2 separate regions of the Homo sapiens genome follow, and region 2 is linked to region 1. A link is an interaction called in ENCODE POLR2A ChIA-PET data of the cell type or tissue named here. Cell type or tissue: K562. All regions are shown on one strand. Links, peaks and the distances in the headings refer to the core of each region. The heading gives the core; the rest is flanking DNA.

Evidence for each region. ChIA-PET counts read pairs that join two places held together with the same protein. Peaks named below come from ENCODE experiments on the same cell type or tissue, not always from the same donor. Only the 100,000 strongest peaks of a DNase experiment are listed, where the experiment ranks them.
Region 2: POLR2A ChIA-PET joins it to region 1 with 5 read pairs; 3 of 35 experiments call an interaction of 5 or more read pairs at or near these places.

The regions. Positions count from the first base shown.
Region 1 is chr22:19,876,768-19,891,070 of GRCh38, reverse strand. TXNRD2 (thioredoxin reductase 2) reads left to right here. Exons shown (of 18, transcript NM_006440.5): 12 at 7,610-7,746; 13 at 10,354-10,449; 14 at 10,800-10,892; 15 at 12,634-12,705; 16 at 12,884-12,981; 17 at 13,837-14,031. The coding sequence ends at 13,966. It also overlaps the pseudogene RPL8P5. Among named protein-coding and RNA genes, the nearest start is that of RTL10, 29 kb to the right of the region's middle. RefSeq lists enhancers at 8,872-9,673, 9,674-10,475, 10,476-11,277, 11,278-12,079, 12,882-13,683 and 2 more. In K562, for the core only: no CTCF peak of the experiment used is centred there; a DNase peak (open chromatin) is centred at 9,670; H3K27me3 peaks cover 885 bases.
Region 2 is chr22:20,048,649-20,063,945 of GRCh38, reverse strand. It overlaps TANGO2 (transport and golgi organization 2 homolog), which reads right to left. Exons shown (of 9, transcript NM_152906.7): 4 at 11,362-11,481; 5 at 10,395-10,509; 6 at 7,933-8,003; 7 at 2,263-2,416; 8 at 504-608. Among named protein-coding and RNA genes, the nearest start is that of MIR185, 23 kb to the right of the region's middle. RefSeq lists an enhancer at 5,888-6,388. In K562, for the core only: a CTCF peak has its summit at 2,860; DNase peaks (open chromatin) are centred at 4,505, 4,835, 5,186, 6,066 and 2 weaker places; H3K4me3 peaks cover 321 bases.

The DNA of each region.
Region 1 (14,303 bases), core at 6,304-14,303:
TGGGAGCTTGGCTTCCCGGCTTCCTCTTGGCACCACACAGAGGCCACCCCCACAGCCTGCCCCTGTATAGTCTCCCCCACGTGGCACGTGTGCCTGGACCACAGCCAGAGAGACTGGGGTGCCCAGGAGATGATGATGGGGGCTGGCGGTGCCCAGGAGGGGAGCTGTTGCCAGGGTGGGCTGCAGCCCTGGGCTCCTCTCTCCACCCAGGCACTGTTTGCTGGCATGTACACGGCAGGCAACTGTCTTTGCTCAGCTGTGCTCGGCTGATGGCTCCCGTACACCGCAGACTCAGCTACACAAGTCCCTGCGGATTGTCCCTCTGTTGAGTGCCAGGCAGCAGGAAAGGGCAGAAAGCAAGAACCAAGCTGGGGATGGGTGGGAGCATCCTAAGCCTGGTGAGAGGGAAGGGGCGGCTCCTCCTGGATGCCCTCTGTGCTGGTGTGGGTGCAGCTGGGGCTTAGGGGCCGCGGTGGGTGTGGATGCTGCCCGGGCGAGGGGGCTGCGGTGGGCCCATCAGGACTGCTCTCAGGGATGCGCCTTGCTGCAGCTGCGTGAAACCAAGTTTGTGGCTATGCTCTTCCCGGTGGGGATGGGCCCAGCAGTGACCCTGGCATCCACATGCCTCCATGCTCTCAGGGTGGAGTGGCCATCCCTGAGCAGGTGACACGGATCGGAGGCCCCTCTTTGATAGTCTAACACCTTTTTATTTTAGTGCAAATTTAGTTTGTAATTAATGACATCAAGAGAGACCCAAATCTGCCTCCATTGTGAGTTTGATATTTTTTGAAGTGGGGCCAAGATGAACATTCATGGAGCTCTTCCTATGAGCGGTGGCTGCGGCCTTCCCCTCCACACCACGTGGCCCCGGGCGTGCGCTGCTGCTCCTGAGACAGCACTGTTGGCTCAGCCCTAGCTCATGGTGGTGCTAACACCTCACAGAGGCCAGGCCAGAGTAGCAGGAGGCAGCGCCCTGTGCTTACCCACCAGCCTGGTGCCCCACGCTTGGCTTGAGGGCTAGTTCACACTTATGTCCAGAGCCCACAGCTATCTGACAGGCCAGCCGGCACCTGCATACATGGTTGTCCAACTGGGTCTTGTTACCATGACAAATTCAGTACTTAATGATTAGAACTGAGTGGAAACCAATTAAAAAAAAAAGAACAACATGGTGAAAAGTCTTCTAGAGATAGGTCAGCACCATTTATGCATATTACCATGCACCCTCTAATGTCTGCAGGTGCCCTGGGGCAGCCAACCTGTTACAATTGCAATTATGTTAACAATTGTTAAAGGGCCGGGTGAGGTGGCTCATGCCTGTAATCCCAACACTTTGGAATGCCAAGGTGGGAGGATCATTTGAGCCCAGGAGTTCAAGACCAGCCTGAGCAACAGAGTGAAACCTCTTTTCAAATAATTAATAATAATAATAATAATAATAATTGTTTTTTGTTTGTTTTTGAGACGGTGTCTAGCTCTGTTGCCCAGGTTGGAGTGCAGGAGCGCGATCTGGCTCACCGCAACCTCCACCTCCCGAATTCAAGCGATTCTCCTGCCTCAGCCTTCCAAGTAGCTGGGATTACAGGCACCCGCCACCGCGCCCAGCTAATTTTTGTATTTTTAGTAGAGACAGGGTTTCACTGTGTTAGCCAGGCTGGTCTCGAACTCCTGACGTCATGATCCGCCCGCCTCAGCCTCCCAAAGTGTTGGGATTACAGGCGTGAGCCACTGCACCCGGTCTAATAATAACTGTTAAAGCAATAATGACCACTCGCCACAGAGCACGCTCCTTCCTGGGGGTCCTCTGGGCCTGAGCTGGGGGCTGCGCCGTACTCCAAGGCTGACTGTGGGGTCTTACACATCATAATGCACATAGGCAGCTTGAGTAGGAAAGGCCCTTATGCTGCCTGAGGGGAAGCTCACCCCCACCCCCCAAGGAGCCGCCCTGGGTATGAGACATCCCTGGAACGGCCTAGGGGTCCCTGGTGGCTGCTGGCAGTCACAGCAAGTGGCCAATCAGGTCCCATTGAGGCCCAGGGGCTCACTCATTTATTCAACTAACATGGCGTCTCGATGGGACCTGAGGCCAGCAGGGCAGGTGCGTCCCCTTCCCCCTGGTGGGCTCATAGCTGCGGGTAGGGGCCCGGGGCTCATTGAGAAGGTGCGATTCCAGAAAAAAAAAAAAAAAGAAGATAAATATTTTAAAATAATAAGCTTCAAGAATCTAAGTCCAGTTCCAAAGGCATACGCTCCTCTGTGCCTGGTCCAAGGTGCCTCACTGGGGCAAGTGGCAGGCCAGGCCCCGTGAGGGTGGCTGGCTCTGGGGGCCACATGCCTCATGAGACAGTCGCCAGGTGGCCCACAGGGCCTGTGTGTGAAGCCGTGCCCGCCTCGCATCGCCCACCGGCCCTGGAGCCTCCCACTCCCACACCCTCGTCCTCAGGCGCAGTGCTTGGCCCTGGCTGCCTCTGTCTGGATCACAGCCACTGGCTCACCCTGCTGTACTCCTGCTGGCACTTACCTCTCACCTGGGGCGCTGCCTCCTTGCTCTTCTCTTGGGAAAATGTGTCCCAGGCGGGCGTGAAATCAGAGGGCATGCCTGTTCTTCCCATCATGGATGAGAGAGGCGCATGATACTGCATGCGGCTGGCCGTCCCCGTGTCCCTGTGTCCATCAGAATAGATGGGAGTGACCCATGGTGACTGTGTGGGTGGTTTTTGGGCTTCAGCCTTCTCTGGTCCCTCCTTGGGGCCAGGCTGGCTGGACAAGCATGGTGGCTGCCCTCCATCTCCTGGGCCATTGACAGCAGCTGGTGGGGCTCTCATTGTGATCAGAGGAGGGCTGCCCTGCACGGCTGTTCCTAGCACTGGCCACACATGGAGATGGGCTGTCCTGCGTCAGGGGTGCTGCACTGCTGGGCCTGGGGCTGGAGGCAGCTCCGGGCTGCAGAGATGCTCAGCCCAGTGCTTCCTGAGTGTCAGTGTTGTGGGCCAGCCACACATATACATAGGAAGTGAGCACGTCCATTTGTACCTGGAATTACTATTTTTTTGGCAGAAGGACAAACTTTGTTGGGCCCATCAGCCCCAATTCTGAACCAAGTCCAGTGGGCAGCAATGAGACCCACTTTGCTACCAGCAGAGACATCTCTGCAGTGGCAGGTTCGCCAACGTGCCAGTGGTTGCCATCTCTGAAGGGACGTTCCTTGGGGCTTGCGGCCATACTCTGCACCATGGTCAGCAGCTCTTCTTTGCCTTATATGTAGTGGGCATGGCCTGCCTTCAGGATGGCTGGTCAGTTCGGCCACCTCTGGCTCCCACATTGACCACAGCTCTGTTGGCTGAGATGATCCTCTTGGAGGGCAGCTTCATGTAAGTCTTCCTGGTTTCCGGGCTAGGGGAGGTGACTGCGGTGTAGTTCTCAAAGGCCCAGGCTAACAAGTTCCAGTCTCAGCCTCTCCTCCAGGCAGCGCTTGATGGTACAGGTGTGGTGCCTGCAGGGAGGACGCTGCCGACGTCCAGCTGGGCCCTCTTGCTACAGTACACAAACAGAAATTGGCCCGTGTGGAGGCCCTTGGTGGTGATGGACAGCTCTGTCTGCTGCTTAAACTGGTGTGGATCCTGGAGACCATCTCAGCAGGGGCATGTCCTTCAAGGTGCCCTTGATGTAGCTGTGCCGCTCAGCTAAGTCCACAGCATGCAGGCCTATGAGCCCTCCTGCTTCATGTGCACAAGGAACACAGAGCTGGTGCCCTTCCTCTGCCCACGAATCCCGTGGCCCACGACTGCTCATGAATACAGCCTGAAGAGCTGTACCTGGAATTTTAATGCCCTTGTCGTTTGCAGAAAATATGCCAGAGTGTCATGTATCCATTACGTAATAAGCTCTTACAAAGAAGGAACATGGTGAAGATGCCTATAAATGGATGAGAAAAGGCAGGAACTGGTAATTTACAAAAGAGGAAATACAGTTCATAAACACGTGGCCAAAAATTACTTCATCTTACTAGTCATCAAAGAAGTGCAAATTAAAGCAGCATGACAGAGAGTGCTGTGCGCCGCCTGCCCCAGGAAGGAACAGAGTCTAAGGACTGCCCTGCGCCCAGAAGCCCCCACTCAGCTGGCCGCCCTTCCTTTGAGGGTCTGCCCCAGGAACTCAACTGACACATGGCAAGCTGGTGCCCCAGGTCTCCATCCTGGTGGTGTCTAGGAAGCAGAGCCTTGAGAGTGCCTGTCCTACCCCAGGAGGGGCCATTCAGCAGCACTTGGCAAATGCTGCACTGGGCACTCCAGAGCCAAGGCTTCGAGGACGGAGCTGCAGGGAGCACAGAGCCGCCCCATGGGGAGGCCTGCAGTGGGCCACAGGCACAGCTGGGAAAGCTCTGAGCACAACATGCAGGGCGAAAGACACCGGTGCAGGCACCCTTCTTTCCCTAAATGGCCTGAATAGTGCACATTTATCCTGGCATAGGAGGGAAATGGTCGGGAGCTGACCAGGCACAACTGCTTTATCCTGGCATAGGAGGGAAATGGTGGGGAGCTGACTGGGCACAGCCACCTGCATCCTGCTGCTCACAGCATTCGGGCCCCAGTGGGTCCCCACCTTGGCACAAGTCGTCCAACCTCCTGCAGGGCTCCAGGCCTGAGCCAGTAGGGCCTAGGACGCCTGATTGGCTGTCCAGCACCAGCAGGGAGATCTGGCCCTTCTCTGGCCACTGCCCAGTCCTTTGCTCAGCAAGACCCATAGTGGGGCTCAGGGCCTGGTGTCCTGCCATCAGGGCTGGCCACGGCTAGGGACGTGGCCCCACCCAAGTGGAGCTGGCCTCTTCCCTGCACCCACTCCCAGCCACGTCCCACCAGCCCAGCTTCTAACCCCACTGTGCCCTCGGCTGCCCTCCTCAGGGCTGAGCCTGCTGCCTGCCACAGGCCACTCACTCTTCTTTTGCTGTTCATTCCCGAAGGGCTGTGGAGTCCCTGCAGGGCCAGGCGTGTCTGTGCCGCGCAGCCCACTCTCCCCTGGCCATCCAGCCTGTCCAGCTGTCATGCCTTTCACATTAGTGGCTCCATTACATTCCCACCGACTTCCCAGAGTGATCCACAGAGCATGTGCGGAAGAGTCCTGGCTTTGGATGGGCCACCTATTTCCATGCCTCTTTTATCTCTTGTGACTACTTTTAAATTTATCTTTATTTCCTTCGGGACCTGGGGACAGGGTTTGGTCAGCACCTGCAAGGTCTGTAGTTGCCATAGTGCCATAGTTACCATGAGGAACATGATGAGTGCTCTTGGCTTCCCAGGACCAGCCAGGCAAGCGTGCAGAGGAGAGTGTGGGTGCAGCGTCAGATGTTCTGTTCCGGCACGGAGCAGGCACCAGGAAGTGCTGGGCCTGGTGGGCTGGACACCAGGTTGGAGAGGGACCAGACGGCTGAGCGTGAGCCCCCGGCCTGCAGGGACCACAGCCCCTCCTTCGTGCCCCAGCCCTGCCCATGGGGCCCAGCTCCTTCCTCTGATGTGGGCTGGCATCCCCTGTGTCTGGGCTGATCCCCGACCGGTGCCAGCCCTCCCGGCACCCAATTCCTGCGGCTGAGCAGAGCACAGAGGCTGGAGCCGGCCTCCCGCAAGCTGGCTTAGCCAAGTTGGTATGTTTTGACTCCTGCCCCGGGACAGCAGCTGGAGACTTAAGGGTTCCCTCTCACGGGAGCTTCAGCTTCCAGATGCTTAGGTGGGCGCCACCCGCATACCGGCCAGCAGCTGGTTTGTCCCAGCCACGATGAGCAGGGGAGCTATGCTTTTGAGGCAAAATTGCCTTCGCCATTGGTGGATCATCCTGAGCCCCTGGGAGCCGAGAGCACCTGGGGTTGGGAGGGAAAAGCTGCTGTGGCCATCCGCTGGCCTGGCAAAATCACACCCATCTGAGTTAGGGGAGAAAGGGACCTCTGCTGGCTGTTCGGCTATGAAGAGGCCCATGCGGTGCCCTCTCTCCGGGCCCCAGGCTGTGTGGAGACTGGCAGGGGGCAGCTGTGCTGACCCCCTGGACTGGCCATCCCCTGCCCCTCTTGGCCTTTGCACCCAAGAGCAGGATCAGCTGAGCCAGCTGCCCCCTAGAATGGGCACGGTGTAGTTTGGACACTGCCCCTTAGCTCAGCTCCCCTTGGCCCTGAGGTCTCTAGGCTGGGACTGTGTGCCAGGCAGCCACGAGGGGCTGCAGCACAGAGCAGGTGGGAGACCCGGCTGCTAGCTCTGCTCACCTGGCCCTCTACTAGCGGGTTACGGGGGCTTGCTTTCTCCTAATGGGGAGAGACCTTCAAGCCCTACCTGGGCAGAGGGCCAGATCCCAGGACTTGAGCATTGTTGGGGTACAGTCCAGGGTGTGGCTGGCTCCTCTTCAGCTTGTCCAGATAGGGAGGAGGCCATTGGGAGCCAGCAGGTGTCCCTTGAAGGAGGCCCCTCTGGACTCTTGAGGCCTGGGAGCTGATGGATCTCACTGCCTAATGGTATCAGGCTGTGGTGCTGCAGACAGATGCAGGGAGGCCAGGCAGGCCAGGTGCCAACAGCTCCCCATGAAGGGCTGGTTTCTCCGGATGAAGTCAGTACCAGAGCCACTGGCACTGTGCTGGTGGCCCTGCAGCAGGGCCTGAGGCCTGGGCATGCGGAAGATTCTGGAGTCCCGCGCTTAGCACTCTTTGATGTCAGGGAGCCCCAGCATTGGCAAGTGCCTCTTCCTTTCCCGCGTGCCAGGAACCAGTCTAAGGCCGACTCCAGTTTCCACCGGTGGCACCCCTGCCTTGTCTCCTGTGCCGGCTGTCATCTGACCAGTGTCCGTTTCAGACCTGCCTGCCACCTCCTGCAGAGGCCAGGAGCCCCTCTACGCTGCTGGTGCTTCACATTTGGCCAGTTCTAAGTGGACATTCTTTTTTCTTGAGACAGTCTCACTCTGTCGCCCAGGCTGAAGTGCAGTGGTGTGATCTTGGCTCACTGCAACCGACACCTCCCGGGTTCAAGCAATTCTCATGCCTCACCCTCCCAAGTAGCTGGGATTACGGGTGCATGCCACCACACCCAGCTATTTTTGTATTTTTAATAGAGACAGGGTTTCTTTCTTTTCTTTTCTTTCTTTTTTTTTTTTTGAGACAGAGTTTTGCTCTTGTTGCGCAGGCTGGAGCGCAATGGTGCAATCTTAGCTCACTGCAGCCTCCACCTCCTGGGTTCAAGCGATTCAACCTCCCGAGTAGCTGGGACTATAGGTGTGCACCACTACGCCTAGGTAATTTTGTATTTTTAGTAGAGATGGGGTTTCACCATGTTGGCCAGGCTGGTTTTGAACTCCAGACCTCAGGTGATCCACTTGCCTCGGCCTCCCAAAGTGTTGGGATTATAGGCATGAGCCATCACGCCTGGCTGAGACAGGGTTTCATCATGTTGGCCAGCCTGGTCTCGAACTCATGACCTCAGGTGATTTGCCCACCTCGTCCTCCTACAGTGCTGGGATTACAGGCAGGAGCCACTGCACCCGGTCTCTAAGTGGACATTCTGAGAAACAGTTTAAACACAACCGCTCTAGGTCAAAGCCACTGAAGATAACCTTTCAGCCCCCTCTCTGTTTCCTTCAGGTCGAGTCCCAGACACCAGAAGTCTGAATTTGGAGAAGGCTGGGGTAGATACTAGCCCCGACACTCAGAAGATCCTGGTGGACTCCCGGGAAGCCACCTCTGTGCCCCACATCTACGCCATTGGTGACGTGGTGGAGGTACGGCATGCGTCCCGGGACCAGGGCCCCTGCCCCTGCCTGCTCCACCACCCCTGCTCGCTGGGCTCCGGCTGCTGCCGTCCTGTAGGAGAGAAACGACACTTTCTCTGATGACAGAGGCTCTGGGCCAAACCCCAGGGCCAGCCTGTCTGGAGTTCTGGGGCAACCTGGACATGGGCCTCGGCTCTCTGCCTTTCCTTTCCTTTCTGTGGTGGGAGTGTGGATGGTCTAAAGACAGCTGCAAGCACCAGCAGCAGACGCCTGCTGGGAATGGGGCATGGGTCAGCTCTGCACGCAGGCCTCAACCCCTGGCAGGTAGGCTAGAGGCATAGGCTTAGAAATGCCACCATGGCCTTGGGGCCGTCCTGTCCCCACAGGGTTGAGAGGCAGGTCTAGTTCGGGCCCACCTGGCCCCGCCCTCCCCGCCTCAGTATCCTCTGGCTTGCCTCTCTGGGCATCACACCGGGGCAGGTCCTTTGCTCTCAGCTGCTGCTGCTGCTGTGAAGTGGAGACCGGTGCCAGTCTTTCCTGGGTGGGGGCTCTGGAGCCCTCCTTACACATGGCCCCAGTAAGGGACTGTGGTGGTCAGTCTTGGGATACTGCACCCTGGCAGCCTCAGGAGTGCTCGGCCTGTCCTGCATGTGTCCAGCACCTGCTGCTGAAAGTGGCTCTGGAGGGTCGCTGAGAGCTTCTTTGTAGCGAGACCTGTCAGTGTCTGCGTCCTGGGGCTGTGGTACCAAATCACCACACACGGGTGGCCCAGAACAACAGACATGGATTATCTCACGTTTGGGGGGCAGTAGTCTGAAATGAAAGTGTCAGCTGGGGCTGGGTGCAGTGTCTCATGCTTGTAATCCCAGCACTTTGGGACTCCGAGGCAGGCAGATTACTTGAGGTCAGGAGTTCAAGACCAGCCTAGCCAACATGGTGAAACCGTCTCTACTAAAAAAATACAAAAATTAGCCAGGCGTGGTGGCACGTATCTGTAATCCCAGCTACCCGGGAGGCTGAGGCAGGAGAATCATTTGAACTCGGGAGGAGGAAGGCGGAGGTTACCGTGAGCCAAGATTGTGCCACTGCACTCCAGCCTGGGTGACAGAGCGAGACTCCATGTCAGAAAGTGTCAGCTGGGCCAGGCTCCCTCGGAAGCCTCTGGGGTAGGATGCCCCAGGCGTCCCTCGGGTTGTGGCTATATCACTCCTCTCTCTGCCTCATCGTCATGTGACAGTCTCCTGGGTGTGTCTCTGGGCCCTGATTTGCCTCTTACAGTTTCTCTGCAATTGGACTTAGGGTCCACCCTAATCCAGGATGACTTCATTTCCATCCTTACCTTAATTGTATCTGCAAAGATCTTATTTCCAAATAAGGTCACACTCTGAGGCTCCAGGCAGACCCTGCAGGGTCCTGTAGGGCCCATCTAGCCGACCCGATTGTGTGGACAGAGCATGTGGCTCCATGTGCCTCAGCCACCCTGCAGCCCCAGCTTGCTTAGCTGGATGGTTCAGCTGCTCAGTGATTTCTGCAAGCGCAGCCTCTGCCTGTGGACCATGTAGGTGCAGTGGTCTCTGGTTGCAGGGTCTGTTGAATCCTGTGGGCGCTGCACCCTGAGACAGTGCCATGTGCATCTCTGTGCACAGCGGGAAGCCTCCCTTCTGTCTGGGAATCTGAGTTTTCCCTCTGCAAGTGTGTAGCTCCCAGGCTCCTGTGTTGGAAACTGGAACATTTCAAACCGTTTTGCCAGAAATGCATGGCGCACACAAAGGCATTCTTTATTTAAACATTAAATCCACTCTGTCAGAAAGGTCGTTCTGAATAGTCCAAAGAGTTAACACCCAACCAGTGGTCCCTTGAGCGGCTGGGAAGAGCCTGTGGGCGGGGCGGGGGCTATTGTTTAATGAGATGTTGTGTGCTGTGCGCCGCCCGCCGGGATGTTTCCGTAGTTAGTCAGGCCTGCTGGAATGCGCAGGCTGCGCTCTGAGTTTATCTCCACGGATCTCTATGCATTTCTGGAATGCCAAACAACATCTGCATTTCCTGCTGCCATGGTGATTGGCAGCCCATCCCAGAGGACGGTGCTGGAACCCCCAAGGCTGGGCACACCCTGGGACGGAGGGATCTCCAGCACAGCGACATTCTGATTTGGAATTTGTTATGGACTGTGACGTGCAGATCAAGCTGCACGTCAGGAGCACATGGAACGCTTTGGGGTCCCTTTTTAGCCGGGGATTCCAGTGAATGAAAACGGTAGCAGGGGCTCTTTTGAGCTTGGTCATGGGGCAGCCCTCCGAGGTCAGCAATGTGCAGAAGGGGTTTGGAGAGAAGGCTTGAGCATGTGAGGGTGGCACGGCCAGCCTCATCAGCAGCGGACTCCTTTCCCAGGGCAGAGTGGAGGGCAGCAAACAGGAGAATGAGCAACCTACCTAGGTCCTTGGGATGCCCCTCAGGAGGACGAGCTCTAGGGGGAATGCTGTACGTCACCATGCTCGGTGCCAGTGTTGGGGATTTTCTAAAGGGAGATGCCCACTCGGAGGGCAAAGGGTGATGGCATAGGGGCTGCATATAACCCCGGACATGGTGCTGACGTGGCCCCCCTGTGCCTTCCCCAAGGGGCGGCCTGAGCTGACACCCATAGCGATCATGGCCGGGAGGCTCCTGGTGCAGCGGCTCTTCGGCGGGTCCTCAGATCTGATGGACTACGACAATGTGAGTTCTCTAGCAGGACGCCACGTGCAGCCTAGGACAGGCTGAGTTCGAGGCTAGCTCTTCTGGGGTGAGGGGCCTTTGTGCGCTGTGTGTCTGCATGTAGATGTGGGCATGCGTGTGTGTGCGCTTATGTGGGTGTGTTGTACACACGTGTGTGTGCATGCATGGGTGTGTGGCTCAGTTCTGAGAGTGTGGCGCAGGCGTGGGCAGGTGGGTCGCCTACTGTGCTTGCAGCCTGCTCTGGGCGCATCTGGTCCTGGTCTGTGATCGCTGCTCTTTGTGTCACATGCAGTGGGGAACTTCGGTTTTCGGGGCCCAAGGGCCCTCCCTGACTCCAGACCTGCTTTCAGGTTCCCACGACCGTCTTCACCCCGCTGGAGTATGGCTGTGTGGGGCTGTCCGAGGAGGAGGCAGTGGCTCGCCACGGGCAGGAGCATGTTGAGGTGAGGCCTGGGAGCAGCACAGCTGAGGACAGTGGCGACTCCACGACCTCACCCCATGCTCTGGGCGGAGGCCTTGTGAGCAGGGTGCCAAGGTCTCTCCTTTCCAGGGGCCCTGAGCAGTGGCTGTGTGTAGCGGGAAGGGACACGTTGGGGGCAGCCTCAGAAGTGGGGGTGCCTGGGCTTTGGCAGCCTTGGGGTGACTGGGCTTAGGTGCCTCTGGTCTCTGCCACCATGTGTCACAGCAGTGAGGGGAAGGCCCTTGGCTGCCTTGTTCTGAGGGCAAGGAGAAGCCCTGTGGCCCAGAAGCCCCCAGCCCCACCCCAGCCATGCTGCAGGGGTGCCCAGCACCAGCAGGGTCACCACCACGGTGCCACCCGCTCCCCTGCTGAGGTCAGCTGAGCACTGGCCCCACTCCAGCACACAGCAGCTTGTCCCTGAAAGCACCAGGGCCCCGAAGATGCCTCTGTGCTGTCCCCACCTTGCAGGGCCATGAATCTCACTCTACCCAGAAAAGTTTCTCCCAGGGGCCTCCGACCTCTGCTTCCACCCCCACCCCCCCCACCACCCTGCACCTCGTCTTCCTGGACTGCCCAGGGTTTCTCCCAGGCGAGAGCCCCCCGCCCCCCGCCCCCCACCACATCCTGATACCCATCCTCTTCCAGCTTCTTCCAGGCTCAGGCACTCACCCTTGAGGAAAGGGGTTTTCATCGAGCAAGCCTGCTTTGGGGGTCTGCTCTGGCAGGTGGCTGTGGCTCCGGGGTGGCCTGGAGGGATGCGGGGGCTCTGAAGCCTGCCGGGCCGTGGTAGCTGGAAGCCTTCGGTGCGGTTTCATCTTGCTGCCGCTGCAGCTTGCAGGCACCCAGAGAAACCGGAGCCTGCAGCCTGGGCGGTGGGGCCTGCGGCCTTTGGGGATGAGACACTGGGCTCCAGGGCTGGCCCCTTCCCCCTGCACCCCAGAACTCTCCATCAACAGGACGGGCCTGACAGGCCAGCCTTCCCCGAGGCACTTTATTTGCTATTTTTGTTTGATTCATCACAAGTGTGCTGGGACATATGTTCCTGGCATTTTATAATGTTGTTTTATGTTTCACAATGTTGAATGGCCAAATACTCTGTTTGTTTTCTTTTCAATTCTGTCTTAGTTAGAACAATATTCTCTGAAGTTCCATTAATTAATAATGGCTGTACAGCACATGTGAGGGCCCCACTCATTTTTTACTTGGCCGCAGCCCCGGACACGCTGTCGAGCCCTTCAGGGGTGCTGAAAGCCTTTGTCCAACAGCTCCGGCTCCGGTGTGGCCACAGCGGCCTTGCTCCAGTGAGGGCCAAGCAAACACCAGGGTGCCTGAGGGAGCCCAGGTGGCCTCCTGCTCACCCATTCTTGCCTCCACCATTTGTTGTGGGTGAGCTACGTCCACCCAGGTTTGCTGTGCCTGGCCTGGCTGCTTGGATTGCCTGATGCCTGCTCTGCTGCTGTGGTTTACGGGGGTCCCAGGCCTGGGTGGGACAGGGTCTGTCCTGCAGAGCATGGCTCCAGCCACTGGCTGCCTGCACGTGAGAGGGCCTGCACACACCCCGTGGCCAGCCAAGCCCTCATCCCCATCCCAGACCAGACCTTCAGGCCAGATGGATGGTTCCTGCCCGCCATGACCCTGCCTTGCCCATGCAGCCTGTGGGAGCTGCAGGTGCCACGAGGTTTGTTTGTCGCAGCACTGATCCAGGGTTGGTATCCTGTCCTCAGGTCTATCACGCCCATTATAAACCACTGGAGTTCACGGTGGCTGGACGAGATGCATCCCAGTGTTATGTAAAGGTGAGCATCCCTGTGGCCCAGGGTGCTGAGGATGAGAGGGAGGGTGGCAAAGAGCCTGGCAGGGTGAACACCCGAGGACTGGCCCCACCCATGCCTCCCAGGCAGGGTGCAGGGTGGATGCAGGGTGGACGCAACCCAGCCCCCTCCTGGGCTGGTGGCTGAGATGTGCGGCTTTCAGATGGTGTGCCTGAGGGAGCCCCCACAGCTGGTGCTGGGCCTGCATTTCCTTGGCCCCAACGCAGGCGAAGTTACTCAAGGATTTGCTCTGGGGATCAAGTAAGTCCCGAGGAATGCAGGCTGCGATGCGATGTGCAGCTGGGTATCCCTCGAGTGCCGGCAGTCCTACAGTGGAGAGCTGCTGCCACTCTTGCGGCATTTATGTGGCCTTCGTGGGTTTGCAGCAGAGATTCCTCAGGCCCCTCAGACAGGGCGGGTTTTAGGGGGACAAGAGGCGGTTCTGCCCCAGCCAGACGCTGTTGAGCCAGCCAGAGCCAGGTGAGGTGTCCCCTGTGGCCCCGGGTCGCTGCTAGGGCCCTTGCCCACCTGGCCAAGCACCACGCCACCATGAGCAGAGTGCCAGTACCTGGAGAGCCACCCCAGGGCTGCTGTGTGTCTTCTGGAGCTGGGGCCATTGCCTGGGTCTTGGGCTCAGGCTGTGTGTTTTCGGGGTCCCGGGGTCAAAGGAAGCCATGGCAAAGGCTCTGGGTGGGTTGACAGGGGTAGTTGGAGGTTGGGACATTGTGCATGGCCTGAGAGAGGTGGCTGGCTGGATGTGGGGCCTGGGAGGTGGTGGTGTGGTGAGGCCAGGATGCGCTGTCTGTGGGTAAAGCAGAGAGCAGAGGCCTAAGGCAGGACTGTGCCTAGCAGGGGAGGATGGAACAGCAGGAAGCCAGGCCAGGGCAAGCCAGGGCGTGGCTGGGTGGGAGGTGGGCTGGACGAGCACTAGGCATCTGCTGGGAGGGAGGTGGATGGCACCCACGGGTGTGGGCAGGGGTCCTGGCTGCTGGCTGGGGGTCAGGGGACAGTGAGGAGACCAGCAGCCTCTGAGGCCCTCCTCTTCCCGGGGGTGGGATGCTGTGGACCCCCCTCCCTGTGCTGACCCCGCCTGCCTCCCCCATCCCCCATGTGCAGGTGTGGGGCTTCCTATGCGCAGGTGATGCGGACCGTGGGTATCCATCCCACATGCTCTGAGGAGGTAGTCAAGCTGCGCATCTCCAAGCGCTCAGGCCTGGACCCCACGGTGACAGGCTGCTGAGGGTAAGCGCCATCCCTGCAGGCCAGGGCACACGGTGCGCCCGCCGCCAGCTCCTCGGAGGCCAGACCCAGGTATGCAGGTGGGGCTGGCTCTGTTTGAGGACAGGGCATGTGGCAGGGGTGCAGGAGCCCTGGCCATGGGCTCCCTCCAGGTGTACAGCAAGGCTACACCTGCCACGCCACCCAGAATGGGTGCTCCATCCTGTAACCAGGCCACAGCGGTGACAGGCAGAAGGGGAAGTTCCCAGGGGCCCAAACCTCCCCGGGGGACCCCAGACCCCGGCCTGGCCACAGCTGCTCCCCACACACAGGAGGTATCAAGAAACGGGGCTCATCCTTAGCAG
Region 2 (15,297 bases), core at 1-8,000, 180 kb before region 1:
TGCACCCCGTGGGGTGGGACCCAGCGGCTATGCGGCCTGCCAGGGAGTGGAGTTGGCACTTGCCTTCCCCTCACACACAGGAAGATGAGCCTATGACAGAGGAGGGGCTGAAGGAAATGACACCCTGCACCTGCCAATGGGCCAGCCAGCCCCAGGCAGGAAAGGCTGGCCAGCAGCCACCACCCAAGGGTACAGCCTGCAGGCCTAGTGCCATGGTGCCGGGGCGTTTGCCCGCAGGGATCCACCAATGTGCAGGCAGCCCTGAAGCCATCCTGGCCCTGTGTGGCTGTGTACTGGCTCCTTAAGCCCAGCCTGTGGGGCCCCGGGAGCCTGTGGTATCTGCTCACCCTGCAGCTGCGTCTGGACAGGGCAGAAGCTCTGGAATCCACTCAGGCGAGGAAGAAGCCTGGCTCTGGCTATGGGCACTTGGCTTCTTTGCCGGCCCTCTAGCGTGGGAGGTGGGACATGGGATAGGAGGTGGCGCACCCACGGTGCTGCAATACCTGGTGCCGTAGCCAGGGCAGCGCACGCACACAGCCGCGTACTTGCTCAGCATGGGCTGCACGTACTCCCCACCCTGGTCCTCGATGGCCGGGTCTGGCAGCTGCCTGCAGGATGGAGAGAAGTGGTGGCCATTAGTCCCTCTGTGGCCCGCCCGCAGCCGGGTCTAGCCCCAGCCCACCTGGTGGCCTAACTGGCTCTGGGGAGTGGCCGGGGAACTGCAAGGGTTGTTTCTTTTCTTCTTTTCTTTTTCCTCTTCTCTTCTCTTTTCTCTTATTTTCTTTTTTTGAGGAGGAGTTTCACTCTTGTCGCCCAGACTAGAGCGCAATGGTACGATCTTGGCTCACTGCAACTTCCACCTCCCGAGTTCAAGCAATTCTCCTGACAGAAGTCCACTCAAGCCAGCCATTGTAGCTAGCATCGGGGCTCCAGCCGTCAGCTGGGATTACAGGCGTGCACCACCCAGCCATCTAATTTTGTGTTTTTAGTAGAGACAGAGTTTCACCATGTTGACCAAGTTGGTTTTGACCTCCTGACCTCAGGTGATCCGCCCACCTCGGCTTCCCAAAGTGCTGGGATTACAGGCGTGAGTCACACACCAGGCGTGTTTCCTCCACGTTTCTGCTCAAGGCGGAAAATCTCCATCTACCCTTAACTTATGACTCAATCGTGGAGCTTTGGCCCCAGATGGCACATACAAGCTCCCTGCCTGCCCCAAGAGGTGCCCTGTGGGCATTTGCCTCTGTGACAGAAGTCCACTCAAGCCAGCCATTGTAGCTAGCATCGGGGCTCCAGCCATCAGTGAGGGCAGCCAGGGCCGGTCCTCGGCCTGCCCCAGATGGCACATTGATGGGGGCTGTGTGGACTTACAGCTGGGAGGGGCTGCTGGGCATGCCCAGGTGGGGCTCTTCCAGTGAGGCAGCGATGCTGAGGCTGAAGGACGAGGCCGCCTATCAGAGGCCCAGAGGAGAAGGAGGGTAGGCAGGGGGCAGAAAGGGGCCCCAGGGGGAGGAGTGGGAGATGGTCCATGGGTGCTTCTCTGAAGGGGGCAAGCTGGACAGGGTGGGAGTGGACGCTGGATCACCTGGGCAGGGCAGTGGTCTGACCTGGGTGGGGAGCGAGGGATGGGTGGGGCATCTCGCCCAGTGGGAGAAAGGCTGGCATGGCAAGCACCAGGACCCCCGGCTGGGGCAACGAAGACCCCAGTGCCTGGCCCCTGAGGGGCCTTGAGGCCTACGGGCAAGGAAGTGGGTGGGAGCTCCTACACCCAGGCAGTTCCCGGAACTGCAAGTCCCTGCCCAGCACTCAGCCCAGGGTCGCTGGGGACAGACCGCTTGCGGGAAGCCCATCAACCCTGAGCGTGCTGACCCTAGCCACTCATTTCCATGATGTGTCTCTTCCGCCTGGGTTTGCTGAGTGTCTAGAATCTTCTGGAACTTCCCACAAGCTCTCGGCATGCAGAGGGGAGCATCCATCTGCTCTGGGCCCCACGTGGCTGCATCAAGCCTCTGGGTGCACTGAGCCTCCCCTGGGCCTGGGCCTGGGCCTGGGCCCATCTTCTGTCATCAAAAGTCCCTGGTGTTGGAAACCTCAGCTGGCTCAAGGGGACAGGCAGGGAGGACAGGATATCCATCAGCTTCCCTGCAGCTGGGGACCCAGCCTGGCCACTTCCATGGGCCTCCCGGGGCAGCAGGGCCTGCCTTTCCCTCTGCCCTGGTGGCGGGACACTGGGGCTCACCCCAGCAGGACCCGCCCACTCACGCCTCTTCATTGTTGAGCACATCCAGGAGGCTGGCGATGAGCACATCCTTGGGCAGCGCCTGGCTCCGTTCCACAGCCTCCAGGAAGAGCTGCTTCCCAAAGCACAGCTTCCTCCAGGGAGTCTCCAGCAGCGCGTTGCTCAGCCCGTAGGTGCCTGTGAGGAGCAATCAGCGGGCCATGCAGAGGCCCTGCTGTGCCATGTCAGGGCAAATTGCCACCTGCCACCCACCTAACACGGGGTACAGCTGGGGACCATGAAATCAGGCCAGACTGAGGCCAAGCCGCTCCATGCTCCAGCTCCTTCCCCATGCTCATTCCTGACCTGATGGCATGGCAAGGAGAGGAGAACTCAGCAGTAGGCGGAAGCGGGCACCCACAGGAGACCACAAGGCACAGATGCCCAGCAGCCTCGATGGATGGATGAATAAGAAATGAGCAACCTGAGATCTCACAGGCAAAGGGGACAGCCAAGAGGGAACCTCTTCACCTCACGCCAGGTTGGGGGGCCACCTGAGAAGTTCAAGAGTGGGAGAATTAGCCACCAGAGGCCAGGAGGCACCCACCACAATCATGTCCCTGTTTGGGGAACCCCCAACAGCGCCACACAGTGGGCACAGGTGTAGGCTGGGCCTCAGCAGAGCATGGCCCACCTCTGCGTACCAGCCAGGCCCCAGGTTAGGAGAGCCGGGGGGCTCTGCACAGACTCTGAACAAGCTCCCAGAGTGTTGGCAGAAGGCATGGCCAACAGGAAAAGGGTTTCTCATGTCACAGAAAGTGAAGGGCAGGGACTTGAGGTGGAGAAGCACCTCACCTCAGAGGCTCTTCTCTAGAGGCCAGGGCAGCAGGGGTGGGCTTGATGGGAGCCAAGCACCCCAAATGATGCACCAGGGAGACCAAGACACCACCCTCTCCCTGTCAGACTTCCAGGAGAATATCTTGGCCGAGGCATTTCCCAGGGAGACAGCCTGGCTCTGCTGGGGCCCCCAGAGCCAAGCCGCCAGCCCCAGGTGTCACAGTGCTTTTTCCATCATGAACAACATGGAAGACCATTGAACTGCATAGTCATGGGCAAAGAAGGGAGTTGGACTCTACCTGACACCATACACAAAAGTTAACTCAGGTCAAGAGAGGTGGCTCACTCCTATAATCCCAGCACATCGGGAGGCTGGGGCAGGAGGATCACTGGAGCCCAGGAGTTCAAGACCAGCCTCGGCAAAATAGCAAAATAGTGAGGCCTTATCTCTACAAAACATAAAAGTTAGCTGAACATGGTGGCACACATCTGCAGTCCCAGCTACTTGGGAGGGAGGATCTCTTTTTTTTTTTTTTTTTTTTGAGACGGAGTCTTACTCTGTCGCCCAGGCTGGAGTGCGGTGGCGCAATCTCGGCTCACTGCAAGCTCCACCTCCCGGGTTCACGCCATTCTCCTGTCTCAGCCTCCCACGTAGCTGGGACTACAGGCACCCGCCACCACGCCTGGATAATTTTTTGTATTTTTAGTAGAGACGGGGTTTCACCGGTTTAGCCAGGATGGTCTCGATCTCCTGACCTTGTGATCCACCCGCCTTGGCCTCCCAAAGTGCTGGGATTACAGGCGTGAGCCACCGCGCCCGGCTGGGAGGATCTCTTAAGCCCAGGAGGTTGACAGTGCAGTGGGCCATGACTGCACCACTGCACTCCAGCCTGGGTGACAGAGCCAGACCCTGTCTCAAAAAAAAAAAAATAGTTAACTTAAGTCAAACCAAAGACCTAAGTGAAAGAGCAAAAGCTATAAAACTCTAAGAAGAAAGTATTGGGGAAAGCTTCATGACCTTAGATTAGGCAATGGTTTCTTAGATAAGAAACCAAAAGCATGAGCAACAAAAGAAAAAAAAAGAGAGAGACATAGGACTTAAAAATTTTAAGCTTTGTGCTTTAAATAAGAGACTTGTAGCTAGAATGAATGTATAAGTCACTCCTATAACTCAAAAAGACAACCCAGTCTGAATAACCATTTCTCCAAAGAAGACATACAAATGGCCAACGAGCATGAGAATAGCTGCTCAACATCATAGCCATCAGAGAAACGCAAACCAAACCACGAGTCCACACAACTTCACACCCACTATCGTGGCTATCATCAAAAACACAGAACATAGCAAGTTTTGGTGAGGATTCAGAGAAGCTGCAACCCGCATACACTGCTGGTGGGAATGTATAATGCTGCGGCTGCTTTGGCAAACAGTTTGGATGTTCCTCAAAAGGTTAAACAGGGTTACCATACGACTTAACAACTCCATTCCTACGTATTCACATGAGAGCCATAAAAACATATGACCACACAAATGCTGTGAGGTCACACTGTGAGCAGCACTGTTTCCAACAGCCAAAAGGTGGAAAAAACTCAAGTGTCCATTAATGGATAAAGGGAAGAAACAAAAAGTACCAACTGGCTCGAGGGTTCAGGGCAGCTGTCTCAGCAACTCCCTAAATTCCTACAGCTACAAGAAAAACCACAGTCTTGATAAACTCCCTCACAACAGTAGAGATCACACACGTTATCAGACCCTCCTAACTCTTGACAGCCCAGACCACCACAACCCTGACTGGACAGAGAACCAGCCTTCAAACACTCTTTTCTGATAAGCAACTACAGACCATAAGCCAGTTTCAGCAGTTCATAGAGGCTGCACTCCAACTGTGTCCTAGAGCTCACCTTCTGATGGAAAGATCCAGATTCTACCTCATTTTAATGCTAAAACCCTGCCCCAAAGTGAACATGGGATGTATGTTACATGTATGTTTATCTATTGCATATGTTCTCGGGTCCCCTCATAAATATGTATGGCTTTTCCCCAAACCTGCTGAATATGTATGACTCTATTGTGTGATATGGACCTTGGGAGGCATAAAACTCAAACTGCCCTTCCCCTCTTCAAAGAGAGCACCTCAGTCCATGCTAGAGACTCTCTCTTCCGGGTCTGCAAACTGATATGGCAAATAAAACTCTCCTTTCTATCATTTAGCCATGCTGGTGAGTTTTTCTTTGTTTTTTTTTTTTTTGAGATGCAATCTCACTCTGTCGCCCAGGCTGGAGTACAGTGGCGCGATCTCAGCTCACTGCAAGCTCCGCCTCCTGTGTTCACGCCATTCTCCCGCCTCAGCCTCCCAAGTAGCTGGGACTATAGGCACCTGCCAACACGCCCGGCTAATTTTTTGTATTTTTAGTAGAGATGGGGTCTCACCGTGTTAGCCAGGATGGTCTCGATCTCCTGACCTCGTGATCTGCCCGCCTTGGCCTCCTAAAGTGCTAGGATTACAGGCGTCAGCCACCGTGCCTCGCCACTGGTGAGTTTTTAGACGACAACACTAAGTGAAAAAAGTCAGTCCCCTAAACTACATATTATAGGATTCCCTTTATACAAAGTGTCCAGAATAGGCAAATCCAGAGACAGAAAGCAGATTAAAGGTTGCAGGCGCTGAAGAGACGGGGAATGGGGAGTGGCTGCTGACAGGTATGGCTTTCTTTGGGGATCAAGAAATGTCCTGGAATTAGGTAGTGATGACAGTTGCTCAACTCTGTGAATGAAACGAAACCTACTGAATGATACACTTTAAATGGGTGAACTGTGCCGCTAGTCAGTCATATCTCAATAAAACTTTATCAAAAAAAAAAAGGCAATGTGGACCAGGTGGGGCAGGCTCAGGGATGAGGCAGGATGTAGACAGAAATAAGTTCTACAGAACAACAACTGAGCAGAAAATAAGCATCTCCAGCCACGGAGGTCTCAGCCTCTGAGAACCGAGGATGCCACGTGGATGGTTACAGCGACTGCCCCAGAGGCCGCTGGGCCAATGTTCACAGTGAGGGGGTGGTAGGGAGTCTCTGACTGCTTTTGCACCTTTTAGTTTCCAATTCTCTCCTGGGCAGTCACAGGCTCAGCATGGCCCAACTCCACTGCCACAGACCTACTTCGCCACACATTCCAACCCCACGACCCTCAACTGATGCGGAGGTTCTGGGGCAGGTGGAACAGCAAGAGCTGGCTGAGACAGCCAGAACAATCCTTTGCAAGCTCAGGACCTTCTGGGGCCACATCCCTGCCTCGCTGGTAGTCTCTGTGTCTGTGCCACTGCCCAGCTCTTGGGAGCTCAGGTGGGCTGCCCACAGTTGTATCCAAGGTAGGGAGGGGAAGACCAGGGTCACAGAGGGTGGCCGGAAGGATAAGCCCCAGGTGGAGGAGAGGGCACCAGCTGGTAGGCGTGGGGGCAGTGGGTGGGACACACTGGAAGCCACCCTCCAGGCAGATGCCTCCTCTGGAGATCCCAACTAGCCCAGGGGTTCGGGTCTGGGCACCACCCTAGCAAATGGGGGCTGGGCCTATCTGTGGATGAAACATCACTGGGCAGACGTGGGAAGCTGGAAGCCAGCTCCAGTGTGGGCCAGGCAAGGACCACAGGACTCATGATGAGCCCGTCAGCACCACCAGCCCCCTAAGATGCAGGTGGGATGGGGCCACTCAGCTGTCCTGGGGACTGCTTATCATCTCCCTCGGGCCCCTCCAGGGACGCCTGGGGCTTCAGTTCCACCGTGTACACCCAGTGGGAAGGTGTGCACCTGTGACCTGCAACCTCACTTGGTGATTTGTGCCAAATGCAAAAGAAAGTCTGTGTGACGTGGGCATGGAGCTTCAGAGGAGCCAGGGGTGTGAGGGAGCCCCCTCACAGAGGGGTGTGGGTGGCGCTAAGGGCACTGACACACTCCCCAGGCGCCGGAACACCCTGTGTGAGCCAGCAGCTTGAGTAGAGGGACCAGAGCGGGCGTTTAAGGCACAGAGTTCCACGATGCCACCAGCGAGGAGTGTCTGTGGGCAGCGAGTGTGGGAGTGAGTGAGCCAGCAGTCCCCGGAACCTAGGCTATGGTCCCTACAGTTTTGTGCACCCAGGGGAAATGCCATTTCCCAGGAGTGCTGCTTTGTCCTGGCACCAGACCTGGGACAAGATGCAGACCTCCCTCCCAGAACATGGCTGCAGAGGGGGGCAATGTGACACATTCTCTCCAGGTTGGGGCACTGGCAGAGGAAGCTTCCAGGAAATCGCAGCACCCGAGGAGGGGGAAAGGAAGGGCATGTAGCAGGAGGCACAGCCTGGGCAGTGGTGCAGAGCCAGGGCAGGAAGGGCCCAGCCGTGGAGTGTGACCTGGCGCAGAGGGGCTCGAGGCCCTGAGGATGGGGACCGGGGATCAGACTGGGGACTGGGTGCAGGAGGCGTGCATCTGTGTGGGGCTTGAGTGGGGTGTGTACTTGTGCGTCAGGGAGCAGACCAGGCAAGAACCCCAGGTGGTGATGGCTCCAGAGGTTCTGAGAAGGAACAGGCACAGGGCACACTGGGACGGCACAGGAAGTGAGGCTGGGGGTGGCCGGCTGGGCTGCAGGGCTGCGGTGGGAAGCCCAGAACAGGGGCGCACCTTGCTCAGCAGGAAAAGCCCATGGGGAGGGGGTGAGCAGGGAGCCAGGGCTCTCTGAAGTGTCCAGGTGCAGGGCAAGGTGCCCACAGACCATAAGGCACTTAAATGGCCACAAAGTCATCTCAGAAGAGTAATATGACAAGTGCCTGGTCTCTAAAAAGCACAAGGGTGACCTCTGCATAGAAACAGTCCCCCACCCCATCAGGCTGCCAGGGCAGGCTCACCTGGCGTCAAAACGATAGGATCAGGCTCCCCTCGGTTCCCATAGTAGCAAATGACGTCTCCCTTTGCTGTGCTGCAGGCCAAGGGGAGAGAATGTCAGACTACAGCCATAGGGCGTCCTCCCCGACACTGCCCGGTGATCTCACAGCCCTGTTTCTGGAGGCTAGCGATGTGCGCAGTAGCCCGCTGCGGCCAGGTCAGGAGCTTGCAGGACCCAGCCCCTCAGGTGCCTGGCAGGCGGGGTCATGGAGGCCCCAGCTCTTGTCCAGCATCACGGGTATGTTCCCAGCTCACCTCGGGGCCCACCAGCCCAGGAGGCACAGGATCTAAAATGCCCTCCTGCCATGCCGAATGCCCCATGGCATGGACACACAGAGGCTGCCCATGGGGACAACTGCAGGGCTGAGCCCCATCCCCACATCACCAACCTCTCCATCAGGCCCCTTACCACAGCTCATCTATGAGGGTTTCTGGACAGGTGGCCCCAGTGTGGCCCCAGGGTGATCGAGGCTTCCAAAGAAAGCGCCAAAGACCACATTTTCCTACTCTCAAGTGTTAAGTGTACACTTTAAAATAGTTAAGGGACAGTAGAGCTGGGCATAGTGACTCATGCCTATAGTCCCAGCTAATCTGGAGACTAAGGAGGGAGGACTGCTTGAGGCCAGGAGTTTGAAACCAGACTGGGCAACATAGCAAGACCCCATCTCTACAAAATAAATAAATCATTTTTTAAAAAGAAAATAGTTCAAAATGCTCCCCAGCTGAAAATATTCCAATCCTCAATACCACAGTAAGTCTTCTAGAACTTGGAGTGCCTTTTTTGCAAAGTGAAGAGGATCTCTTTGTGGCCTGTGAGATGCCCTCCCAGGCCAGATGCTGGGCATGGAGCCCTGGGCCTTCAAGATGGAACAGATGCAGAGAAAGAGCCAGGCATGGTGCCTTCCTCCCCGAAGTGCTGCCCCCAGGTGGGACCCACCTTCCCCACCCCTGGTAGGCTTCAAGGGCCCCCCCGTCTATGTTCACATTCCACTCCCGTTCTTCCTCACCATGGTCTTTGGCAACTTTCCTAAGATACTTGGTTCATAATTTCAGAGACTGTTTGCAGGCAAAAATCTCCTCTGGGCTTTCTGTGTAAGGACCTACAGAACTGGACACCCATGCTGCCAGCACTATACCACAGGCCAGGCGGAGGGCAGGCCTCACCCAGGGATAGCTGTGGCCATGACAAGCCTCTCTCCCTTCCAGGCCTTGGCTTCCTCATCTGCACCTACCAGCAGGGCTGCTCACTGACCTCCGATGCCCCCGCCCTCCAGCCTCGGCCCTGGCACCAGCTTTTGCCTGACCTGTGGTATGCTCTCCTGGCCACTGCCTGTATCCTCAGGCTAGGTCCAGGAGGCTGACCCTCACTCTGCAGCCTTTGGAGCCGGGAGAGTTGCACAGGCTCTGAGGAGCCCAAACCCCCAACCCCCAACCACAGGAGCCCGTGTATCTGCTCAAGGCATGGCACCCTTGGCACCCCACCTCCACACAGCTGCTGAGTGCCAAGTCCTGCTGGTGCCACGGCCGCAGAGGAACTCTCCTGAGACTAATCAGACCCACATGGAACTACTGACCGGGAAAAGTGGTTCCTGAGCATGGGGGCATGCAGAGAGCACAGGGGCTCTGCCACCTGGAGTCACGAAGGCATGGGCAGGAAGAACGGCTCCGGACAGCAAGTGCCCCGCACCAGCCCTCGGCCTTCCACCTAGGGGACACTGCAACTCTCCCAGCCTCCATAGCAAGTGTGCAGACCCATGTGGGGCAGGGCTGGGCATGCCACACACAAGGGATGCTCAACGAACAGCAGGCCTGGAGCTCGGGAGCCAGGAGAGAGGCCCATGGACCTGCCCTTGTGGAAGGAGGCAGCTTCAGGGCCCGCCACAATGTGCCGACCACTTCCCGTTTGCCTGTCCTGGCAGAAGGCCCCGGACTAACAGCATTGGCCAAGTTCTGGGGCTTTGGAGGGGGAGGAGGGCAGGAGGGAGGAATGCTCACTTCACGGAAGGGCAAAACACCAAAACCTCCGCAGTTCCTGCGGCCTCATCTCCAACAGGAGCTTCCCTGGGAGCACAGCATCCCAGTCACTCCAAGCCAGGGCTGCGGAGGGCTGCTCTGCACAGCCTGCCCGTGGGAGGGAGGACACCCGGCCAGAGCCACTCTATGTGACTGTTCTTCACAGCCTCAGCTTTCTCCAGGGATCCGGCAGCCCTCATGCCATCACAGGAAGCCTTGGGCTTCACCCCCAAATACCCGAGTTGGTACATCTGTGACAGGCTCAGTCCTCAGAATGTTTGCCAAGTCACGAGGAGCAACGTCCCTGGAGAGGCTGCCACAGCCCCCAGTGGAACCCCACTTCCTGATGAGCCTGAGGCCTGCCCCCGAGGCAGTGCTGGGCAGAGCCGCCATCCCCCTCTGGCAGACCCACCTCAGGTCGGCTGCTATGAGGTTGAAGCCATTGTACAGATGGCCCTCCATAGAGACCTTCTTCAGGTAGGACAAGCTGTCCACGTCAGTGGTCAGAAAGTGGGTGACAAGTTCACCTGTAGGCAGGGGACAGATGCTGTGTCCACAGCTGCAGGCATGTGCTCTTCTCCCAGGAACACTGATATGGGGCCCCCTGGGGAGGATGCAGGAAGATGAGGGGTCCCACTGGAGCCCTGGCCTGTCATGACTGCCGCAAGAGTCAGCCACACCTCATTAGCCTGGCTGCCACTCAGGTCGGCACTGAAAACTGCTCATTTTATTAAAAAAAAAATTTCCCCACTATGTCTTCCTATGGAAATCCAGCATGAAGTAAACAACACCTTTCAGTGGGGACAATGTGTGTCCACAGAGCTGTCGTCTCGGGGAAGGCATCTACTCTACAAACATTCCAGGCAGGGGACAGTGACACAGCAGTCAGGAGTGCCATGCATGAGGACAAGGGGAGAGTGCGCCCTGAGAGGAGTAAACAGTGCTGCGTGGGTCAGGTGGGAGTGGGCTCCTGGCTGCGACGCCAGAGGGCCAGGGTGTGGGAAATGGGATGCTCCCCTCCTCACTCTTCCTGTCTCTGCCGCATACCCCTGCAGCACACCTCAGTGGCGGCAGTGATATGCCCACGGAAGCCACCCACCTGCCACGGGGCCCAGCTTCCCCCTTCTTGTCCCCACCCTTACCTGGGCCCTGCCCTGCCACGCTTTGTCACCGCCCACTCTGTAACCTGGCCCTGCCCCACGGTACCTCAGCCCTGCCCCATCCCACTCCCAAGCACAAGCACCTTGGCACTTCCTACCTTGGCCCGCCCCACTCCACCATACATTGGCCAGTCCTGTAGTCCCTTGGCCCCACCTTGTCTCACCTAGGCCTGCCCCACCCCACCCTGTCTCACCTTGGCCCCACCCCACTCGCCTTACCTCGCCCTCGGGCCTGCCAGTCCAGCTGCGGCTGCAGGTAGTTGGTGAGTGCTGCCAGCTTGCCACGTGTGCTGATGCCCAGCCATGTGCCTCCTTCCTTGCCTTCCTCCATGTCCAGCCCTGTGGCAGATGACAGTGTTACCACCATTGATGCCACCCATTCCAGTCCCCCACCTGGTTCCCAGCCCTGGGAGACGCATACTCGGCCCAGCTCCTGCCTCAAGCTCCTCGAGGACGTTCGACATGCGGCTTGGCCCAGCAGCCCCAGCTATGGAATCGTGGCTGGAACTCTTCAAGGCCAGGCAGCCCCTGGGGTTCATGGGTCGTGCAAGTGAGATCCCTGTCCTGCAGGACAACTATGACACCAACCACACCTATCCCAACAGATGCCCTGCAGAACACATCCTTCCACTTGGGCCAGCGTCAAGGCTGAGGGGCAGCACTAGGCTCCAATCGCATGAATGGGGTGCAGGGACGCTGGCTGTCCTCACCCAGCAGGATGCACCAGGCCCAAAGGGCAGGCCCTTCACTAGGAGCCCAGCACACAACCAGGACCTTCACCCCCGCCAAATCTGCAGGGCATGGGCCACTGCTAATGCCACAAGGTTGGAGGGCTCTGAAAGCCACAGGAGGGCTCCTTCTTAGACCAGGGGGTCATTTTACCCAAAGATTGGGGCAAAAAAGGCTGTCATTAAGATGTTATTTTTATTATTTTATTTCATTTTTTATTTTTTTGAGACAGAGTCTCACTCTGTCACCCAAGCTGGAGTTCAGTGGCAATCACACAGTTCACTGCAACCTCCACCTCCCAGGCTCAAGCGATCCTCCCACCTCAGCCCAAGTAGCTGGGACCACAGGCAGGTACCATCACACTCGGCTGATTTTTGCATTTTTTTGTACAGACAAAGTTTTGCTGTGTTGCCCAGGCTTGTCTCGAACTCCTGGGCTCAAGCGATCCTCCCGACTCAGCCTCCCAAAGTGCTGGGATTACAGGAGTGAGCCACTGCACTGGCTAGGATGTTATTTTATTTATTATTGTTATTATTACTTTTTGAGACAGAGTTTCGCTCTTGTTGCCCAGGCTGGAGTGCAATGGTGTGCTCTCGGCTCACTGCAACCTCTCCCTCCTGGGTTCAAGCGATTCTCCTGCCTCAGCCTCCTGAGTAGCTGGAATTACAGGCATGTGCCATCACACCTGGCTAATTTTGTATTTTTAGTAGAAACGGAGTTTCTCCATGTTGGCCAGGCTGGTCTCGAATTCCCAACCTCAGGTGATCCGTCCGCCTTGGCGTCCCAAAGTGCTGGGATTACAGGTGTGAGCCACCGTGCCTGGCCCTAAGATATTATTTTTATAACAATAATTAATTATAACAGAAAAAGAAAAGATGTAAAGATCAAAAATAAAGAAATAAAACTGTATTTGTGGCCCCGTGCGGTGACTCACACCTGTAATCCCAGCCCTTTGGGAGGCCGAGGCGGGCAGATCACCTGAGGTTGGGAGTTCAAGACCAGCCTGACCAACATGGAGAAACACCATTTCTATTAAAGATACAAAATTAGCCAGGCGTGGTGGTGCATGCCTGTAATCCCAACTACTTAGGAGGCTGAGGCAGCCTATAATCCCAGCTACTCGGGGGGCTGAGGCAGGGGAATTGCTTGAACCCGGGAGGTGGAGGTTGCAGTGAGCCGAGATCACACCATTGCACTCTCAGCGAAACTCTGTCTCAAAAAAAAAAAAAAAACCCAACAAAACTGTATTTGCAACCAGCAGGATCATATATGAAGAAAACCCAAAAGGAATACCAAAACCGATGTATTAGAACTAATAAGTAAATGCTAGCAAGAACTGGAAAGTGAGCATTTAAATATACCATTTATAACAGCATTTTTAAAATCCTTAGTGTGATTAAAAAAAAAAAAAAAAGCCGGGTGCAGTGGCTCACGCCTGTAATCCCAGCACTTTGGGAGGCCAAGGCGGGCGGATCACGAGGTCAGGAGTTCGAGACCAGCCTGGCCAATATGATGAAACCCCATCTCTACTAAAAATACAAAAATTAGCTGGGCATGGTGGCAGGCACCTGTAGTTCCAGCTACTCGGGAGGCTGAGACAGGAGAATTGCTGGAACCCGGGAGGTGGAGGTTGCAATGAGCAGAGATGGCGCCATTGCACTCTAGCCTGGGCAACAGACCAAGACTCCGTCTCAAAAAAAAAAAAAAAAAAAAAAACCACCAGGAAAATATTTAATGAAAAATGAGTGACAAAGACTGAAAACTCCAGGGCACTGTTGAGGGTCTCAAGTTGAGCTGACCTGATTTAAGGAGAGACATGCATATTCACTGAAAGATTCAATAGTGTTTTTTTGTTTGTTTTTGTTTTTTAGAGTCTTGCTCTGTCGCCTAGGCTGGAGTGCAGTGGTGTGATCTCAGTTCACTGCAAGCTCCGCCTCCCGGGTTCAGGCCATTCTCCTGCCTCAGCCTCCCAAGTAGCTGGGACTACAGGTGCCCACCACCACACCTAGCTAATTTTTTCATATTTTTTTAGTAGAGACAGGGTTTCACCGTGTTAGCCAAGATGGTCTCGGTCTCCTGATCTCATGATCGGCCCGCCTCGGCCTTCCAAAGTGCTGGAATTACAGGCGTGAGCCACCGTGCCCAGCCTCAACAGTGTTTCTTCTTGTTATTATTTGTTTCACTGGGTACTTCTTAGACAACTCAGTATTGTTAAGGTGACACTTCTCCCCACATGACCCATAGATTCAAAACCTGCCCAGTCAAAATCCCAGGGGGCTTTTCGTTTTATAGCAATTAACAGACTGGCTGAAATATCTATGCATATGCAAAGGAACTGGGATGGCCAAAATAGTCCCGAAAAAGAAGGCAGACCCACATTGCCTGATTTCTTTTTTCTTTTTTTTTTTTTTTTTGAGACAGAGTTTCGCTCTTGTTACCCAGGCTGGAGTGCAATGGCGTGATCTCAGCTCACCGCAACCTCCGCCTCCCGGGTTCAAGTGATTCTCCTGCCTCAGCCTCCCGAGTAGCTGGGATTACAGGCATGGACCACCACACCCAGCTAATTTTGTATTTTTAGTAGAGACGGGGTTTCTCCATGTTGGTCAGGCTGGTCTTGAACTCCCAACCTCAGGTGATCTGCCCACCTCGGTCTCCCAAAGTGCTGGGATTACAGGTGTGAGCCACAGTGCTCAGCCTGATTTCAAGACTTACTAAAAAGCAGCAGCACTCATAGACTGCATGGTGTTGGCATCAAGACAGATACATAGATCAATGGGATACAACAGAGTCAGGAATAGACCCACACATATATGTTCAACTGATGTACAACCAAGTTGCCATAGTAATGAACTAGGCAAAAGATAATCCATTTAATAAATGATGCTGGAACAACTAGAGAGATTTGGGGGTTGGAGGCAGTAAATCTCAACCCCTACCTCACACCATGTACAAAACCTTGAGATAAATCATAGACCAAACATAAAAACAAAAATTAGGCTTCTAGAAGCAAATGGAGGAAAATATTGTTATATATTTTCCTCTGGGTAGGCAAAGACTTTTTGGATAAGGCACAAAAAGAACAACTCATAAAAGATAAGATAAACTGTACTTTGTTAAAATGAAATATTCTGGCCGGGCGCAGTGGCTCACGCCTGTAATCCTACCACTTTGGGAGGCCAAGGCAGGCAGATCAAGAGGTCAAGAGATTGAGCCCATCCTGGCCAACATGGTGAAACCCCATCTCTACTAAAAATACAAAAATTAGCTGGGCATGGTGGTGCATGCTTGTAGTCCCAGCTACTCAGGAGGCTGAGGCAGAAGAATCACTTGAACCTGGGAGGCGGAGGTTGCAGTGAGCTGAGATCGCACCACTGTACTCCAGCCTGGCAACAGAGTAAGACTCCACCCACTCAAAAGAAAAAAAAA